Linked DNA regions of Homo sapiens: all the other regions are linked to region 1. A link is an interaction called in ENCODE POLR2A ChIA-PET data of the cell type or tissue named here. Cell type or tissue: OCI-LY7. All regions are shown on one strand.

Region 1 (2,500 bases):
TCCCGTCATTTCCTGGTATTTCCTTGTCACCTCCTGGGCTTTCTCGGTGAGGTGCATGAGGATGTGATGGAGGCTGGAGAAGTGCAGGTGGAACTGGGCTTCCAGGTCCAGCTCTCCTGAGGCACTCTCGTCCTCGACTTCCTCTGTCTCTGCGGTTCCATTCTCTTCGCTGCCTGCCACCTTGGCCTGCCACTCCTCCCGCGGCAGCAGCCCATGGTCCACATCCACACAGATGGCCTTGAGCATGGTGAAGTAGGTGTAGAGATCAGGGGCCTCAGCCTGGGCCTGGCCCCCAGGCCCACTCAGCTGCACGTCCCGCAGAAGGCTGGGGATCATCACCACCTGCTCCATGTTGTGCACCTCGGCTGCATACCGGTCCATGACGGTCAGCAGGCAGTTCTTGGGGTAACGCTTGGTTAGCACCTGCATGGTTGCTTCCTCTGACACAATGAGACCAGCAGACTGCCCCCGCACTATTTCTAGGCTCTCGGCAGATTGACAGGATGCCAATGCCCAGCTGTTGGGTCAACACAGCCCTGTTTTGGGCCAATCCCAGGGCTCAGGCCCCAGCATCTGTATCAGGTGATCCATCTGCCCAGAGACAGATCTGCCAGCCTTCTACTTGTCATCCCAGCTCTGCATGACTGCCCCAGCAAGAACCCGACTCTTCCTCTGTCAGCTTGCTGAGCCAGTTGGAAGGAAGCTTTTCCCTTTGGCAACTGGTATACTGGACTTCAGGGCAATAAATAATTCTTTCAGGTCACTGGAGACCAAGCTGTCTCTTTGCTGCCTGCTTAGGGCAGCCCTCCAAAGCACAGTTCACTCCTTCAACCTGGGGTGACTCCATTGTGAAATGGAGAGGATTTGAAGTGAAACAGCTTGATGTGGGGCAAGGAACACTGAGGTTGGAGTCAGAAGCCCAGTACTGCAATTTCCTAGCTGAGTTTTTTTTTGTTTGTTTTTTGCTGGCTAACATTTATTGAGCACCTACTGCACATCAGGGTCTGCTGAGCTTTTTCGTGAGTGATCTCATTTAATCTTCACCACAACCCTTGTAAATGTTTTATTTATTTAATTTTTGTAGAGATGGTCTTGCTATGTTGCCCAGTCTGGTTTTGAACTTCTGGACTCAAGCAATCCTCCCACCTCAGCCTCCCAAAGTGCTGGAATTGCAGGTGTGAACCACCAGTATTCCTGTTTTGCCAGTGAGGAAATTTAGGTGCAGACAGCTAAAGTAACTTGCTCAAGGTCCCACTGGGGCTGGGATTCCAGCCCAGGACCACCTCTACCCACCTCCAGGCAGTGCTGTGGACTGACATGAGGTTACATAGTCATACAAGTTAACCAGATCCATATCCTCTGTAAATTTGAGGTGGTGTGAGGATTGAATAAGACAAACTAATAAAAATGCTTTGTATCAGTCCAGACAAGCGGCTGGGATCAAAAGAGGAAAAAAAATGCTTTGTAAACCACAAAGCCCAATCCTCAGATGTATTATCTATGCAGATTCTAGATTATTGCTAAGGCTTCTCCCAAATCTAACCAGTCATTCCATAAGCTACAATGCTTCCACTTTATTACTGACCTTTCCTTGGACCAGCAGTCTTGGAAGATAATAATCTTTTGCGTGGTCATATTGTCATAGTTTACAAACTGCATTTGCTATATATTTTTTATTAGATATTTAAGAAAATGGCCGGGCGCAGTGGCTCACGCCTGTAATCCCAGCACTTTGGGAAGCCCAGGCGGGTGGATCACGAGGTCAGGAGATCGAGACCATCTTGGCTAACGTGGTGAAACCCTGTCTCTACTAAAAATACAAAAAATAAGCCGGGCGTGGTGGTGGGCGCCTGCAGTCCCGGCTACTCGGGAGGCTGAGGCAGTAGAATGGCGTGAACTCAGAAGGTGGAGCTTGCAGTGAGCCGAGATGATGCTGCACCACTGCACTCCAGCCTGGGCAACATAGCGAGACTCCGCCTCAAAAAAAAAAAAAGAAAAAGAAAAGAAAAGAAAATGAAGGCCTGGGGAAAGGCCCAAAGTTGCACAACAAGTTAGTGGCAGAGTCAAGTGGAGAATAAGACATTCTGAATTCTGGCTCAGGTACCTGCCTCCTCCACTGCCTCTGGTGAAATCTGCTGAATGATGATACCTCCCACGCCTGCAGGAGAGGAGAGAGGAGGAGGGAGCACAGGGAGGGGACGTGGGGCTGAACAGGGCCTCTGTGTTGTCTCACCTAAGCCACCCTCACCTCCACCCTAGGGCAGGAGCCCACTCTGCACCCTCCCAACTGACAATCATTCACTCCTCTGCTCCCTCCCACTACAGCCAGAGCTATGAAAAAGCTTATCTTTAGACTGAACAAAATTCCGCCTCCCAGCCCGGCATGGTGGCTCATGCCTGTAATCCCAGTACTTTGGAAGGCTGAGGCAGGAGGATCATTTGAACCCAGTAGTTTGAGACCAGCATGGGCAACATATGAGACCCTATCTCTACAAAAAAT
Region 2 (2,500 bases), 110 kb before region 1:
AAGCACTGCTTCCCACCGGGTGATGAGCCATGCAGGCCTCCAAACTGCACGTCATGATTCATCCCTAAAGTGAGTTTGGCCTTGAGAGTCCCCAGGGTCCTCCCCCACTGGGCAGGGGTCCTCAAAGCCAAGGAAGCCTGGTGACACAGGCACCCATGGGAGGTGGGCCCAGAAAGGGGCTTCCCATAGATAGGCCCTGTGAGTAGGGAGCTTGTACACTGGGCCATGGGCAGCGCCAGTTCCCTTGAGCAGTAAAGGCCCTTTTCCCCCTACGGTGGGACCCAGGAGTCTCTCTGACAGCTTTTCTGCCAGGCACAGTGGCTCATGCCTGTAATCCCAACACTCTGGGAGGCCGAGGCGGGAAGATCACTTGAGGTCAGGAGTTCAAGACCAGCCTGGCCAACATGGTGAAACGTCGTCTCTGCTAAAAATACAAAAATTAGCTGGGTGTGGTGACAGGCGCCTATAACCCCAGCTATTTGGGAGGCTGAGGCAGTAGAATCGCTTGAACCCAGATAGCAGAGGTTGCAGTGAGCTGAGAGTGTGCCATTGCAGAGAGACTCCATCCCAAAAAAAGACAGCTGTCCCAGGCCAAGGGTACTTGGGAGAGCCCCTCATGGAGAACCTAGTTTAGACCAAGTAGCAGAAGCTGTGGTCATAACAAAACAATTTGAGGAAGAAATCTTACAAATCACCACTGCCCTTTCTCCTTTTCCATAAAACTGTCCATCTTTTCGGTGCTCCCTAATCCAAGCAGCTTGACTTTAGAGAAGTTGCAGAAGCAGTGAAGCCACTAACATGCTGTGTGACTTTATGCAAGTCACTCACCTCACTGAGCCACCTCCATTTCTTCATCTGTGAAATAGGCATAACAGTAATACATAACCCTACCTACCTCACAGGGCTGTTGTGAGGATCAAATGAAATAATGTAACGTGAGAATACAGTATAAATGATAAAGGATTGTTATTCTTTTGTGTCTGCTTGTAACGGGGAAAAACACTGGTCTTGAGTCACAGTGACTTGGGTTTGAATCCAGAGCTCCAAGCCTCTGTAACCTTGGACAAGTCATTGAACTTCTCTGATTTGTTTGCTCATCAGGTAACAACCCCTTCCTCCCGGGGTTATGCAACTTAAACGAGTTGGTGTCTGTGAAAATCCTGAGCTGGGCCTGGCACCCAAGAGCTCAGTGCTCTTGCAGGAGGTAGTCATGGTGGACTCTGGTGGGGGACTAGGAGTCCCAGGAGAGTGGAGTTTAACAAGCCCTTACAGAGCATTTGCTGCGTGGGCCCTGAGGATGTGAACAGCCACGAGTAAGCTAAGTTCAGCCTGGAGAAAGTTTAGAGCTTCACACAACGTGCTTTGGGAACTCAGGGAAAGGGCTCAGTTCTCAGAAGGAGCCTTGTGGATGGCCAAGGTGGGCCTCTGAGGGTAGGTCAGGCTTGACAGAATAAGCAAGAGAGTGCCGTGGGCACAGGGAACAGCAAGAGCAGAGCTGGCAACCAGGCAGGAAGGGCAAGCAAGGGAGGGTATGCGTTCACACCACAGCTGCACAAGGGGAAGGGGGGCACGCAGTGCATCTCGTTGCCTGCGTCCAGGTTAGGTGAACTCAGCCTTCTGCTTGGCAAAAGCATGAGAAAGACGGAGAACAAACGTTCAGCAGTGATGGCAGCACCATCGACAGACGGGTGAGTCTGAGTGCGAACTGTGAGCAGGGATGTGCTGCTTGTGAGCCCTTCATTGCCCTGGGTGAGACCTTGTGGTGATCTCACCTGGACCCAGTTTAGCCTTTTATCCCGCCAAGGGCTCCATCCCAGCTGAAGGAGCAACGCCGGGAACACAACACTCGTCAGCTCTCAGTTCCTGCCCTAGGTGTGGTCCCCTGCATGCAGAGGGACAGAATGGGTGCTTGAGGGAACCCTAAGCACCCACCTTGGTGTGACTCCTTCATGAGGCCCACCACCAAACAGGGACCCTGCATGCTTGAAGGCCAGCAGCAGGCACCACTCTGACCTCATGCCCTCAGCACCTCCAAAAGCCCTCCACCCTCTTAAGAAGGGCCTAGCCTCATGACCCTGGTCTGCCTTTGGGCCAGATCTCCCTGTGCAGGGGTGGCCAAGGTCCCCACTTGCCCACACCTCAGAATTTGCAGCCTAGGACGCAGCCACTCTTTTGTAAACTGCACCCTAAATCACACAGCATTTGTGTAACCACCCATTCACCCCAAACTTCCAGCTTCCTTTTACAAATTACTCTTAAAACAGTCTGACTTTGGGAGGCCGAGGTGCGCGGATCACGAGGTCAAGAGATCAAGACCATCCTAGCAAACATGGTGAAACCCCGTCTCTACTAAAAATACAAAAATTAGGCATGGTGGCACATGCCTGTAGTCCCAGCAACTTGGGAGGCTGAGATAGGAGAATAGCTTGAACCTGGGAGGCGGAGGTTGCCGTGAGCCCAGATTGCACCACTGCACTTCAGCCTGGCAACAGAGTGAGAC
Region 3 (2,500 bases), 430 kb before region 1:
GCCAAGGGAAATCATATAAGGAAAAGTATCGGGAGAAAAGTTAAAGGTTCTAGGGGTAACTTTGGAGGAGTGCTACTGCTTAATGAACAGCTAAAGCGGCATGTAAAAGGAGGCAGAAATAGAGGTCAGAGCAGTATTTAGAAGGAAAACGAGGACAGTACTAGGAAAATAGTGTTAAATGTTTCAAGAGGCGAGGGTATTTCAAGGTGTATCAAATAAAATCTGGTCACTGCTTACTGTGTTTACAAGGAAGGCCCTGCATGTTCTGGTCCTTTCCACCATCTCTTATCATTGATCCTGCTACTGGCCTACACCTGTTCTTTAAATTCTTTAAACATGTCAGGCTCCTTCCTACCTTGGGACCTATGTGTTGGTGTTTGCTTTGCTAGAATGTTCTTTTCACATGTCATCTCCTCAGATGGTTAGCTAACCTTCCTCCCCCTTTAGCAGGATTGTTGTCAGACTCTGTCAAACTTGGAATTTCATCATATAATTTAGATTAAATTTTGCTTGGGTCTCAAATTCAGTTCCAAAAAAAATATTAAGAACATGTTAAAGGAAATTATTTGGCACAAGTTTTTGGCAATAAAGATAAGAATTTTTAGAATTTAGAATTCACCCTCCCTAAGGCATCTTGACATGACATGATTGTTGAAATGGTGAAGGCTGCATCTCTTTTATAATCCCTTTCCACCAAGTGTATTGCATGGTGGACAGATAGGGGAAAGCTGAAAAGGGGGTATCTGGAGTCTACTCTTTTAGGCATGTAGAAATAATGAATGCAAAATATATCACAGTATTGACAATCCAGTGAACACAAAACAGTAGTAAAATAGATGTTCATTTTCCTGAATGATGAGAAAAGCACTTGGCAAAAACTTTTAAAATCCAGTTTAATAGTTTTCTGGGAGTTCACTTAAGGTCAATGAACTTTTACTAAACTAACAGTAAAGAAGTGATATGGAGGTTGGGGGTGGTTTGGGAAGGGTGTAGTGAAAGTTGCTGATCAGTCTTATGCTGAATAAGTTCTTCCCAAACTAAAGAATAGCAGTTCCTCTGTTCTTTCAAAATGTTAAGATTCACTGTGAAATTTCAGGGCCAGAAAGAATAAATGGCCAGGCAATCAGTGACCACTTTATATTAATCTATTTGCCATCTTGAGGGCTTCATAAAACTCCATACACGGGAGAAAGTGAACTTTGTAGAACCTTTTTTTTTTTTTTTTTTTTCAATTTTGCTTTTTATTTTCCAAAGAGCCATTTTTGTAGCTATCTAGGTTGATGTGTATTGAATGTACTTTTGTTATACTAAACATTAACTCCAAGCTCATGGATTTTCCTTATATAGCTTTCCTCTCTTCATAGTTTGGCACAAGAATGATTCTTAGTGCCGAGTGTTTTCTTTTTCTCCTGGTCTCTTCTCAGAGCAATACTGGCCTTTCACCTGGTTTTGTATCTTATTTTAGAAATGGCCTTGTTCTCAGATTTTATTTAAATGTTGGTTGGTTCAGTCTTTGCTGCAAATGGCTTTCATGTCTGTGGAAGATAGGAAAAAAGAAAGAAAGAAACATAAATTAAAATAGAAGTGATTCCACATGCAGCTAGAGACAAAATTATTGCAAAAGACAGTAGAGATCAATGCCAAGCTGTCCCCAACCCCTACTCCTATAAGGATTTGAAGACCAGAAAAGCTAAATAACTTGCTAAAGATTACAAAGTATTGACGAGAATATATCATTCTCATTATTTTCATGAAGATAACATTCTAGAGAGCTGTATTTTAACACGTAAAACAAGCTATTCATAATATGCCAAACTGCTTCCCCTAGTTATCTTTGAGAAGGGGGAATATACTAAAAATTTTTCTTTCTAATTTTCTGAGTTTGCAGTGTTGTTTTGAGCATCATTGTTGTTAGTATCATGGTTAAGGCTATGAGCATTAGAGTCAGAAATGTGGATTTGAGTTTGGCTTCCACCATTTACTAAGCTATGACTTTGACTTTTGGGAAAGCTTCTTAACCCATCTGAACTGCAGTTTCTTATTCTGGAAGATAAGTGTATTAATACATACGTAGACTGAGTTAACTATGAAGGGATTAACTCTAAGGTTCTTGTCCATTTAGTGCTTGGCCCATAATGATCATTCCATAATGGTAACCACTAGTACTACTACTACTATTGCTACTATTACTTATAATAGAACACTTGATACTGAACAGTATCTTTGGATACTGACATAGGGTGATCATTATTGAATTATTTAAACATTCATCTGCTTAAAGATTAGATGCTTTCTTACGCAATTTTTCAACATACCTTCCAGTTCATTTTATCACTCTGTTACTTTAGAGGAAGCACTGTGGTCATTAGTTCTTACTCTATCAAAATGATATTTAACTCTCAGATACCTCAGTCAGAGCCTGATCCTTACTATAATTGAAATAAAAATTATTGAGCCTCTTCTGTATTTTATACTAGAGACCTTGCCCTGCATTGCCAGG

The links. ChIA-PET counts read pairs that join two places held together with the same protein. Peaks named below come from ENCODE experiments on the same cell type or tissue, not always from the same donor. Only the 100,000 strongest peaks of a DNase experiment are listed, where the experiment ranks them.
Region 2: POLR2A ChIA-PET joins it to region 1 with 11 read pairs; 8 of 35 experiments call an interaction of 5 or more read pairs at or near these places.
Region 3: POLR2A ChIA-PET joins it to region 1 with 19 read pairs; 2 of 35 experiments call an interaction of 5 or more read pairs at or near these places.

The regions. Positions count from the first base shown.
Region 1 is chr11:78,061,811-78,064,310 of GRCh38, reverse strand. The region is part of intron 1 of NDUFC2-KCTD14 (NDUFC2-KCTD14 readthrough); the gene reads left to right. It overlaps THRSP (thyroid hormone responsive), which reads right to left and starts at 450. Exons shown (of 2, transcript NM_003251.4): 1 at 1-450. The coding sequence starts at 429. In OCI-LY7, no CTCF peak of the experiment used is centred here; no DNase peak of the experiment used is centred here.
Region 2 is chr11:78,169,712-78,172,211 of GRCh38, reverse strand. KCTD21 (potassium channel tetramerization domain containing 21) reads left to right here. Exons shown (of 2, transcript NM_001029859.3): 2 at 1-963. The region is part of intron 2 of KCTD21-AS1 (KCTD21 antisense RNA 1); the gene reads right to left. Among named protein-coding and RNA genes, the nearest start is that of KCTD21, 18 kb to the left of the region's middle. In OCI-LY7, no CTCF peak of the experiment used is centred here; no DNase peak of the experiment used is centred here.
Region 3 is chr11:78,495,971-78,498,470 of GRCh38, reverse strand. The region is part of intron 6 of NARS2 (asparaginyl-tRNA synthetase 2, mitochondrial); the gene reads left to right. It overlaps LOC105369403 (a long non-coding RNA gene), which reads right to left. Exons shown (of 2, transcript XR_007062798.1): 2 at 880-1,535. Among named protein-coding and RNA genes, the nearest start is that of NARS2-AS1, 36 kb to the left of the region's middle. In OCI-LY7, no CTCF peak of the experiment used is centred here; no DNase peak of the experiment used is centred here.